Linked DNA regions of Mus musculus: region 1 is linked to region 2. The links are chromatin loops, found by intact Hi-C in ENCODE. Cell type or tissue: gastrocnemius. All regions are shown on one strand. Links, peaks and the distances in the headings refer to the core of each region. The heading gives the core; the rest is flanking DNA.

Region 1 (6,131 bases), core at 273-5,272, 82 kb after region 2:
GAAAAATGACCTCTGACTACTTTTAAGGACCTGGACTCTGAGCTGAACTTGCCAGCCAGGAGCTATGGTGACTCACTTCACCAGTTATGTCAGCAACTCCCTGAACCCCCAAAGCAGTACTCTCTGGGACACCATACCACCCTTGCCAAATGGCAGGTCCACAGGGACAAGACAAGTTGGGGCCAACCAGCCTAGCAGATCAGGACCTTCAGGAAGGTGGAAATGCCTCTAGCTTTACTCTTCTGTGGCTCCTATAGCTCATGCCATGACAAATCACTCCTGCAGTACTCTCAGCCTTGGGGACAAATGACCAATGACAACTCCAAAACATAATGTGAATTACACCACCATTCGACACCATTTTCTCCCTACCTCTACCCCCCCCCCAACCTTTTTTTCCCTCTCTCTCCAAGAAAGTTTCTGTGTAGCTCTGGCTATCCTTGAACTCAGAGATCTGCCTGCCTCTTCAGGGATTAAAGGTGTGAGCCACTATCGCCTTTCTTAATAACATTTTTTTTTTCATTCAGCCAATGACATAAACTAATGAATTACATCTCTTCATGAAGCCAAGGCCATATACTATGTCACACTGACTGTCTGTCTGTCTGTCTGTCTGTCTGTCTCACACACACACACACACACACACACACACACACACACACACACACACACACACAGAGCCTGCAGGACCTATTAAGAGGGTTGTACTGAGTCTGATAGGAGAGTAACAGATGAACAGAGGACATACACACTTGAGAGGACAGCACAAGGCCTACTCCAGGGACTGTGTCACCTGTGTAGAAAGACTATGCAGCTCCAAGTTCTGTCTGTCTTACAGGTGCCATTGCAGACTCACTGGTTTGTAGCCCTGTATTTCTGTCCTATCAGCCCAGTGGGCCACATCTCCTGAGCCCCATTAGCATGCTAATCTAGTCCAGACCATACACCCATACACTGCTCCTGAGACAAACACAGAAGGACCTAGGAACTCTGGTAGTGACTTAACACTACTACCAGGTTCTCTACCATATATAAGTCTGATAAATGCTACCAGAAGGGACACTAGTACCTAAAAGATGTCACTGTAACCAGGGGTTCAGATGCAGAACAGATAGAAACATTTACTTGGAAGCCCTAAGGTTGAGCAGTTCAAAGGTTACATGAACCTAACCCAGCACATCACACTGTCTAGGGCAGGAAGAGAACACTGAGCGACAAGCCCAAATGCTGGTCACTCTCATAAGGATCTAGCTTTTCTGGACTGGAGATGACCCAGTAGTTAAGAGAGTACTGGCTGCTTTTCCAGACCTGGACTTATTTCCCAGTATCCACAAAGCAGTCAACACCTGTCTTATAACTCTAAACAGGAGATTAGACATTCTTGTCAGGCTTCCTCAGGCACTGTAAGTACGGTGGTACACAGACATGTAAGCAGGCAAAACATATCAAAAAAATAAAAAATAAAAAGCCAACAACAACAAAAACAGCTGGGCAGTGGTGGCGTATGTCTTCACTTGGGAGGCAGAGGCAGGTGGATCTCTTGAGTTTGAGGCCAGCCTGGATTACACAGAGAGTTCCAAGACAGCCAGGACTATGTTTTGAAAAACTGAAAAAAGAAAATAAAGGAGATTTACTCAATATAGTCACATTGGGCAGAACAACACAAAGGAATATAGTGACTCCCCTGTCCCCATCACTCAGTACTGACTTCAAAGAAGTTCAAAGCTGCCCTAGGGTTTTGACTATATAGGATATCTACAAACATGGTGGGCATGTGAGGCCCAGGGTGGACCCTCCTTCAACTTCAAGCACAGGGCAAGAAGCAGGCAAAAATCAAGTTGTGGATCCACCATTACTGTCACAGTTCTAGATCTGTCCTGTAAGGTAGTCACACAAGCCGTCAGAACTATGTGAACTCTTTCTGTACATTCAGTTCCTTTTTGGGTGGTACCAGATGTCAGCCTTGACTTTTCCCCAACAACAGGTAAATTTAATTCTTTGATGTCTGGCACAGTAGGTAACACACTACCCCAGCCCAAGGACCAGAGTTTAGATCCCTAGTACCTATTTAAATTCCAGGTAAGTGTGGCAGCCCACTTGTCACCCCCAAATGCAGGAAGCACAGACTGGATTTCTGGTTTCAAGTGAGAGAGCTTGCCTCAGTACGTAGAGAGGGGCTGAGAAGCCACAGATGTCAGCTTCTGACTTCCACATGTATGTGCACCCTATGTACACACGTACCCACATGTAAACACACATGCATGTAGGCAGAACACATGCATACACAAATTTTCTTACAAGACATCCTTCCTGTTGAAGGCCATTGTGAGATCGGAAGTACCACTCTCATTAACCACCAGTGTTCAGAAGCCATTCAAGGTTATGAGGAGAAAAACCAGATGAAAATGCCACTAAGTTTTAACTCCCAAGGGATGCTTAGGCACATCATGAAATCTGACTGCACTGTCAGCTGAGGTGCAGAGAAATCAGAATAATGGGTAAGGAACAAATTAATACAGTGGACAGGAAACTCCCATTTTACCTATGACATCCACAGCCTTTACTGCTTGCTTCCAGAGGAGAAATAAGGATGAAAGCAGCTGCCAAAAACAGTAGGTAGCTAATGCTTGTCTTGCCTCTCTTGCACTTTGTAGGTTGGTCCTACACTGTTTCAATGAACAGACTCACTTACTTCTTAACACCAGACAACTTGGACCCCAGCCTAGCCCACACTGCAAACTCTTCCTGAAGTTACCCATGCCTCCTTTGGGCTGGGAACAAACTTGACTTAAGAGTATAATCTCTGTCTTAAAATGTTATCTAGAAGAGACTGGAGAGATGGCTCAGCAGTTAAGAGCACTGGCTGCACATTAACAGTCTCTAACTCCAGTTCCAGGGGCTTCTACACCCTCTTTTGGCCTCCAAGGGCACTGCATACATGCAGCCTGCAGACAAAAAATTTATATAAAATTAAAAAACAAAAGTTATCAAGTGGCACAGTACTAGCAAAAGGGCTTTCTACTGGCTCCCAACGCGTCAGAAACATCAGTTCCAAAACAACACACACTGGGGTGAGGTTAGGACAGAGAGGCTGCTCAACTCAGCAAACGCTTCTGTCCAGGGGTCATCTACAGATATGTGGGCAGTGGCACATTCTACATCTGACTGTCTTGGACAAAGACTGAGATTGGGTTTTCTAAAACCTGGGCAATCAAGAAACAGACGCAAGATGCCAGTGACCTCTAAAGAGGTAGTTTTAGAGAAGACACAAGCAACAACATGACAGGCCACTAGACTTTCTTTCCTCCTGTCTGGTGGCACAGCAGGCCACCAGGGAAGGCATAAGCACAGGTTTAATTACTTATGACCACAGTTTTACATATTTCTATGTAAAAATGTCTCAGGGTGAAATATACCCCCCCAACTCCCAGGCTTAAAAAAGGGAGAACCCCACTGGAAGAATAAAGTACTTTATGTGGAGTACCTAAGTGGGAGAGTTAGGAATATGTTTCAACTGCACTTGCACCAGAACCCATGTCACACAGACTTCAAGATGAGGATCCAACTCCACTCATGCTCACACGGCTCCTGACCTACTGTATGTACGGGTGAGCCAATCCACCCACTGTCTTCGGGTCCTGTCTCCAAACCGTCCTGCAGACCTGCTTTCCTAGCCTATCTTATTCTGAGTCACTCATTTCACATTCAGTTCCCCAAAGGGGTATCTTGAAAGGACAGTAGGGCTGAGAGCTAAGCAGAGAAAGACTGGCAGTGCTTAATCCCCTGACAAAAGGCACACTGTAGGCCTAGCATGTTGGCACTCAGAAGGCAGATCTCTGAGTTCAAGGCCAGCCAGGGCTACATAGTGAGACCATGTCTTAAACAAAACAACAACAACAAAACTCACACCATGACAGACAGATAAGCCAGTGATTCTAACCCTAGGATCCAGTGCCCATCTTGGAGCACAACAGAGGAGTCACCAAATTAAACCTTTCTGGAAAAGGTTAGTTCATGTGATCAAACGCTGTGCCCAGCCTGTGTCTAAGCCAGCCCCCAACCACCCACTTGTGGAAGACCCTGAGCAGGATATGCATCTGCGGGTTCAAAACAGTCTTTCAGCCTTTGTCTTGTCCCTCATATCCTGCCCCATGCTCTGGATGGAGGTGGGGAACCAGGTGGGGCAGTAGAGATGTGACTAAGTAAACTGCAACCCCAGACACAGCTTGCACTCTCCTGGAGAAAGGTTCCCATCTCTGAATGACACATGACTACCATAGCACAACTGGTTGTTATAATCAATCTTCAGAAAGCACAAAACCTTTTGGCAAGATCTCAGGGAACAAAAAGTTTCAAAATACCTATTTTCTGATGCCCATGAAAGGGTGGCTAATGGATTGGTTTTCAGTCTAGCTCCTATATCCTGAGGTTAAACTTCTGCCAAAATCTATTGTTCTATAAATACGCCAAACAGCTCCAATTTACCCAGCACTTTGACTCCCAAACATTGCCGAGAAGGCATCTGGCTCTCTACTTGGTTATAAATATTTAAATAAGCAAATCCTAAGTATCTCTAAAGCATATTTTACTCATCAGACCACTCTGGCAAGAAGTTCGGATTCAAAGGCACTCATGTGGCACATAGCAGGCTTACCCTGTATGCTAACCAGGCACCATAAATACTTCTGAACTACCCAAATGGGCCAGCTGTTCACCCCACACCACCAGCTATCAAGGTCCTGTGAGGAGTCAGAGTGCAAGTTCATAAGCTTGGGAAGACTAGAAGGCCGGCCCAAAGCACAGCTTCTTCCTGACTCTCCACTAGAGGTACAACAGCCAAACAAATGCAGGGATGGGCTACTGCTCAACAGAATATGGTTACCTCTAACAGGAAGTTCACCACCAGAAGGCTCCAAGTTCTCAAGGGGCTTTGGAATAACATAATTCTACTAAGAAATGCAGGGGGAAGTTTGTATTTAAAAATCCCCAACTATCAGGTTTAAGCAACCCTAAGCAACCCTCATGTCTACCTTGAGAATTCTGAGAGCCATCATGAGAACTTCCTTCCACACCACTTCTCTCCCCTCTGTTCTGCCTACATCTCGACATTGAATGCATCTGCATTCATCAAAACTTCATTCCTGTTGATTTCCGGGTGTCCAGTAGTCAACTTAGATGCTCAACATATCCTCAAGACCCCAACCAAACCAAGGCCTTTCAGGCCAGGCACAGGGAACATTTTCAGTCCTGATTTGGAGGAGAGTGGCAGCCAGGAGGCTATGGGTGATCCCTTTAGCGGGTCAGCTAAGTGGAGATGCCATTGTGGAAAAGAGCAGGCCCAGACTGCTCCAAGAACCCTCAGAAATCAGCCGGTCGTTTCCCCCATTTCTGACCGGGACACTCCCCACCTCCACACTACATCTGGCTTATTTTGACATTTCTCCCCCACACATGAAAACATCCAGGACGCCACTGCAGAGCTGAGGAACAGCACCAGACCCTTGGCGGAGCAGAGCATGGCCTTTGTTTACTGCGGTGACCTTAGGTGGGGGAGGATGCTGACGCCCGGCCCAGGCCCTGCCCCCTCCGGGCCCCACCCCCAGCCTGCTGCCCTCCCCTGCCCCGCTCTCCCCTCCCCCTCCCCGCTGTCCCCCCCCGGCCCCCGCCCCCAGTCCTTTTCCCACGCCCTCTGACACCCCACCACCGAGGCCCGCTGGCCCCCGCCTCTAGGCCTCCTTCTTCCTCTCCCGGGTCCCCGACCATCCCCAGACACGCTCCGAGCTCTGCCCCCCGGCCTGCAGTCCCCAAGACCGGCCTGTCCTTCCAGCCCTTCCCCGCACCCCACCCCGACCCGCCGCGCCGCGCCCAGCCCCCCGGCCGCGCTCGCACAGCGGCCGTTGGTGTCTGGCCGAGGCCGGTGCCCGGGCCCTCGGCTGCGGGGATGCCGAACGTCCACTCCGGCCCTCCGCAGGCCTCGGCCTGCCGGGGACCCCGCCCGCCGATCCGCAAGGCCCCCGGGCGCTCGATGGCGCCGGGCCTCACCGAGATAGATGTCTCCGAAGGAGCCGCTGCCGATCTTGCGGCCCAGTCGGTACCTGTTCCCGACCCTCAGCTCCATGGCAGCGGTGCGG
Region 2 (6,131 bases), core at 509-5,508:
ACACTGAGCTTCCAGCTGGCATCCCCGCCCCACTCCTCGTTGACCGACTCCTTACTGTCCCAGCACCTCCCGAACCCTGCAGTACTGGGGGGAGGAGCAATGCTTTAACTGCATGGCTGAAGCTCCGCCTTGAGGCAGCACACCACCACTTCCTGGGTGTCCCAGACCTGGCAACGTGAAGAGCCTGCTGCAGTCAGAGGGACAGAATCCAGAGTCTACATCAGCAATAGTAGGGGGACATCAGCATGGCAAAGCTTGAGGCGATCGTCTAAAACTTATACACTAGCTAGTAAGACAGCCAAGGTCTAAATGTTAACGCTTAATTTTTAAATACTTATTTACCTAGTATGGAGGCATATGTGTGGAGTCAGTTCTCTCCTTTTACCACATGGGTTCCAGGGATGGAACTCAGGTCACCAGCTATGGTGACAAGTGACTTTATCCACAAAGCCATCTCATTTACCCATAAAAGTTAAAATTTAACTAAGGTTATATTTTTAAAAGCCTGTTTTAGACACTGGAGACTAAATCCAGAGTTTTCAACATTCTTAGTTTGTGTTTTATCAATGACCTGAATTGGACTCTTGGTCCTTAAAAAGTTTAAGCTTGGAGACACCGGATGCCTAACCCTCTCTGAGGAAGGAGAGCATGGTGCCAGCCACAGCAGCGTCCCAGCTCAGGCTGCCCGCCCACCTGCCACAGGGCTCTTGTCTCCAGTAAGCAAGATCTAGACTCTTTTCCAGTGGCACCACCCAGGCAGAAATACGCACTTCCTCCTGAAAGTCTCCTCAGCTTTCTTCTTGGCCAGCTGTGCCGAGTAAAGCTTCTTCTCCAAGCCCTTTATCCTAAACAGAAACCGTATCAGTAAAGAGCAGTTACGTAAGAGATCAAAGAGTAGAACGGAAAGATGCCAGGAAGGCAACGCCACCAGATCTAGTCCTTACGGCCACAATGCCTGGAGAACAGAACCTACGCACCGAGCGTCCTTCACGGCCTCCAGATCCTGGAGTTCCCGGGCACGCTCCTGCAGCTTCCTCTCTAATTCCACGTGTTCTGCTTCTGCCTTCTGCAGACTCTCTGCTGCCCGTGCTCCAGCGTCTCTCAGAGCTTGCAGCTCTTTGTTTAGTAGTTTTATCTGAGAAAGATTGAAAAGTTCCAGGAGAGGAGATGGGTAAAAGGAACAGTGTGAAGCCTGGCGTGGTCCCAGCGCTCGGCAGGCACAGGCAGGCGGAGCTCTAAGTTCAAGGCCAGCCTGGTCTACAGAGTGAGTTCCAAGATAGACGGGACTACACAGAGAAACCCTGTCTCAACAAACAAACAAACAAACAGACAGACTGACTGACTGACTGACTGACTAACAAAGGAACAGCATGGTATTCTGCAGCACTGGGTAATTAAAGTTGCAATGGTGATTCGAAGCCCAGGGCCAGCCAGTTACCTTGAGCTCATGTGTCAGGACTACGTTGCTCATGTCGTCAGCCCTCAGCTGGAACTCATGCTCTCTTCTCTGCATTTTAGATTCAAACTCCAGCAGCAGCTCCTGGGACAAAAGAGCCAGGAGTGAAGGAGAGTGGCTGCCGCCAAGGCCTCAGCTTAGGTGTGAGACTGACACACAGTGTGAATCACGGTTTTATACTACAAACAAAGTTTTCTGTTCTACAGATAAACTGCTTACCTCTATTTCCCTACCACCACTCTTCAATATCTGTACATCTATACACGCTTTTAATCCCAGCACTCAGGAGGCAGAGGCAAGCGGATTTCTGAGTTTGAGGCCAGCCTGGTCTACAGAGTGAGTTCTAGGACAGCCAAGGCTACACAGAGAAACCCTGTCTCGAAAAACAAACAAAACCAACCAACCAACCAACGACAGAACAACAAAAATTCTCAGGTAAAATGGGGTCATAGATGAAACCATTTTAAGAAGCCTCTCTCTGAGGGATGACTGTAACTCTTGCAGTTCGGTGAGCACCCAGGTTGCAGCCATTGCTGTCAGGCTAGCATATATTCCCTTCTGCAAACTTCCTTCTCATTTCTGACATGATGAGGTCTGCCACGGGGTCCTCGGTTGATACGAGAGTTTGGATCCTCCAGTTACTAGCAAGCCAAAAAACCTAATTTCTATATTTCTGGGGCCAGGTACTTAATCTCATTTTTGATCAGCACAGAGCCAGAGCCCCTGGAAGGACTGAGTGCTCAGGCACATATGCCAGCCCTAGTCCTGGGCCCTGCCCTGCCCTGCCCTCCACCAGACTCCAGCCCTGAAGGACAGACTGAGGGAGGACAGATGCAGCTCTGAGGGAGTTGTCCCCACCCTTACCCCATGAAGCACCATCCAGCCCTGGTAGACAGGTGCACTGTGTGAGTTCTGCAGCAACAGGTCTCACTTTCTGGCTCAGGAAACTGCAGAAAGCACAACTAGAAGTTATATTTCACTTTTTCAATCCCTTGAAAGGTAAATGTGAAATATATAGTCACGTGAGTGACCCTTATTGGAATTAGAATATTAAAATCATTACTATAATTATAAAATCATGGCTGAATGCTTGCCTGTTATGTGTGGTGCCTTGGGTTCTATTCCAAGCATAGGGACAAATGAAAGACAAAAGGAAGGAAAGAAGAAAGAAAGGAAGGAAGGGAGGGAGGGAGGGAGGGAGGGAGGGAGGGAGGGAAAAAGGAAAGGAAAGGAGAAGAGAGGAGAAGGGAGGGGAGAGGGGAAGGGAGGGGAGAGGAGAGGAGGGGAGGGGAGAGGAGAGAAGGATGGTGAGTTAGTAGAACCTACCTGTAAACAGAGAACCTGGGAGGCAAAGATAGAGAAGATCCCCTCAAGTTCTGGGCAGCCTTGGCTACATGTTAGGAATCTGTCTCAAAGGACAAAACCAAAGCAACCAACTAACCAAACAGCAACAAATCCACAGAATTTGAAACAGTTTTTTCTGAACAAAATCCACAGAGGAAGTTCTGCAGGTTGTGGCCACCAGAGAGCAGAGTTCCATGCTAAGTCAAGCCTGTGCTGCCACCTTCTGGTCTTGCTGGACAGTGTGACAGGCAGCCATGACCTGTCTCCACTGTGCTCTTGTCAATGTTCTGGGGACCGTGTCTCTGGATAAACCATGGGACCTCACACAACAGTCTGTCACTCTGTCTCCTTGCACACATTCTTTGTCTCAACAACTGGCAGTCATCCTCTGTGGCACCTGCCTCTTCCATCAGGCCCATCAGAGCTCAGGGTCAGATGTCCCCACTGGCTCCCCTTCTGGGCATGCTCATATCTGCAGGGGCCTACTACCCCATCAGCCTGCTGGCTACTTCTCCCATGCCTGGCCCAGTAAGTCCGCAATCATGTATGTCACTGCTCTACACAAACACTCAACAGTTTCCCATGGTGCCAAAGTCTTTAAAGGCTCTGAAGGCCGAGCTCCACTTTGGACATTCGTCCTCTGAACTTGAACTCTATCTTCTAGGTATCTCCGAGCACATGGGCAGGTTCTTGTCTTCCTCCTCCTGAACTCTCTTCTGCACCCTCACCAACGTCTGTGGCTCCTCTTGCCCACTCACTGTACTTGACTCCTGACCCTCCCGTCTCATCACATCTATAGGCAGTTAACTGTCTCAAGGTGTTCTTCCCTCTATAAGGGCAAGCATGGCAGGTATGACTGACAGGCATGACAGGTATGACAGGAATGACAGGGATCCGTGCGCAATCCCAAGCCTGAAGAGCTACCAGCATGCAGCATGCATTCAGAAACATTTCTGAAATGAGTGGGTAAATTTCCTCCAATGTCTTGTGAGCCTGTGACTATCCAATAAGAAAAAGGATTTTCTCTGGTTCACAGTACGTGATAACTGACCAGTCAGTTACTAGTTATAAACTTGCCTCAACTTATAAGAGAAAAATCATTATTTCATTGAATTGGTTCTATTTACAAGGGTGACCAACATGTGAGATTCTGGCCCAACAACAGAAAAGAGCAATTGAGCAAAAGAGTTGTTGGTCTTTAAGATTCTGTGTTAACACAACTCTCTGCTCACAACTACCCAGAAGGCCAAGACTGTTCCAGGCCAGATCAGGCTGCTATAGGCAGACTGCCCCGGGCTGCAGAAGGCTGCCTCAGGCTGGCTATTCCAACCCACCAGGGGCAGACCTTTCCCTAGCCTCCTGCGGCAGAGCTGGCACAGTAGCATGTAAGGCTTGGTGCTTCCAGAGATAGGGCTAGGGACACCTGAGTGTGCTCCACTGAGTCTGCACAAACTAATCACTCAGCCGCCTTTCCCAGCTAGAGACTCTCTTGAAGCTCCCTTGGTGACTTTGGTACCACTGCGAGAGTGTCATTTCTTAGACACAACAGTTGCTGAGTTGTTTTTGGTGGTTGTGTTGCTGCTAACTTTTTAGACAGGTTCTCATTTTGTAGGCCAAGTTGGCCTTAAACTCACAGTGATTCCCCTGCCTCAGCCTCCCAAGTATTTATTAAGATTTCTTGCTACTTTGAACCACCACATCTGGTACAATTAATCTTTTCTTGACTACATTATTTCCAGGCTTTGGCTCAATGTGCAAGACTCTTGGCTGTTTCCGAAGTCAAACTGGTCATTCCCACTCCACTCCGCATTCTCTTAAAGGCACGATCGACCGCTCATCAGACCCAGATAGATGCCCTGACAGGGAAAGCTAGGTGGGAACGGCAGGAGGTGATAGAGACCTCAGGCGATGGGTAGGGTGAGCAGGAAAAAAGAGTTCTTGGGAGGCAGGCTTCTCCTCCCACCCCCCAGACAGGGTTTCTCTGTGTAGCCCTGGCTGTCCTGGAACTCACTTTGTAGACCAGGCTGGCCTCGAATTCAGAAATCCGTCTGCCTCTGCCTCCTGAGTGCTGGGATTAAAGGCATCTAAAGTCATCTAGAAGCTCGTTTAATTAGGGGAAACAAAGGTTATTTAGGCCTTTGGGGGGTGAGTAGGGGCTGGGGGATGAACTGGGCCAGGGTACTGGAAATGCCTTATTTGCAAAAGGAGGAGTTCCAGGTGATGACCTTATAAGGAGAGAGGAAGTTTAACCTGTGTCTTGGCCACCAGGCTATGTGACTACCTCAAAGGTCACAGGGATCAAAGCATGGGTCTATGTGTGCTGGGACTTGCGGACCCACGGCAGGTTTATAAGAGGTTCTGTCTTGAGAACTGCTCTTCTCAGTGTGTCAGATCCTCTGGAACTGGAGTTACAGACAATTGTGAGCTGCTCTGTGGGTGCTGGGAACTGAACTCAGCTCCCCTGGAAGAACAGCCAGTGCTCTTAACTGCTGAGCCATCATCTCTTCAGTCCCTAGAAGTACATATTCACACACCTGGATACAGCTACTGAGATGGTAAATGTCTCTTCCTCTGTCCATAAGGTCCAGTAGTAGTAGTCTTGCTTTTGGCTGGCAAGGCTGAAATATATCTGCACTATCCTACCTGAGGCTTTTATTGGCTCCCAGATCCATTCTGCAGTTTAGCTCACAGGGATCTTGACTTTTCCACATGAGGGCCTCACATTGGTCTGTCACACTGTCCTCGCTTGCTTCTGTTACTGTGATAAAACACTTGATCAAAACCAGCTTGGGGAGCAAGGGCTCGCTCAGTAAGAGGTTCTATACAGTCCATCATTAAGAAGCCAACACAGGAAGAAGCAGACACCATGGAGAAATGCTGCTTGTTGACTTGTTGGCTTCCCCTGGACTGCTCTTTCTTCTACAGCCCAGGATCACCTGCCCAAGGCTGGCACTGCCCACAGTGAGCTGGGGCCCTCGTTAACTAGCAATCAAGACAATGTCCCACACGTGCCATTGGCCAATCTGATGAAAGCAACTCTCTGTCAGAGACCATCCCGTGAGAAAGTGAGCCCTTCACAATCTCCCTAGCAGGCCAAATGGCCTTGTACTGAGAGCTGGTTGTCACCCCCCTTTCCTCCCTATTCCTTTCCTGGCACCTGAGGCTGTAAAAGCTGAATTATAGTCCCCTCTTCCCTATCTCTTCCTGAGTTCCCATGCCATCCAAGGACATGAGTTACGCCTGAGCCTAGCCTGACCCCCAAGGCTGTCAAGGAGGATCGATGTTCCAGAGATAAGATCCAGAGTGCCCGCTGCCTGGCGCCTGACTTCGG

The links. Peaks named below come from ENCODE experiments on the same cell type or tissue, not always from the same donor. Only the 100,000 strongest peaks of a DNase experiment are listed, where the experiment ranks them.
Region 1: a loop joins it to region 2, with 2.0 times the contacts of the local background. A loop is called at or near these places in 3 of 42 quality-filtered maps.

What each region holds. Positions count from the first base shown.
Region 1 is chr11:120,984,893-120,991,023 of GRCm38, forward strand. Csnk1d (casein kinase 1, delta) reads right to left here. Exons shown (of 10, transcript NM_027874.2): 1 at 6,043-6,131. The coding sequence starts at 6,118. Among named protein-coding and RNA genes, the nearest start is that of Csnk1d, 3.4 kb to the right of the region's middle. In gastrocnemius, for the core only: a CTCF peak has its summit at 2,936; no DNase peak of the experiment used is centred there; H3K4me3 peaks cover 2,558 bases; H3K27ac peaks cover 4,733 bases.
Region 2 is chr11:120,902,546-120,908,676 of GRCm38, forward strand. It overlaps Ccdc57 (coiled-coil domain containing 57), which reads right to left. Exons shown (of 19, transcript NM_027745.1): 4 at 1,439-1,540; 5 at 978-1,135; 6 at 771-845. Among named protein-coding and RNA genes, the nearest start is that of A430102A20Rik, 27 kb to the right of the region's middle. In gastrocnemius, for the core only: CTCF peaks have their summits at 3,029 (motif pointing left) and 3,236; a DNase peak (open chromatin) is centred at 3,030; H3K27ac peaks cover 1,382 bases.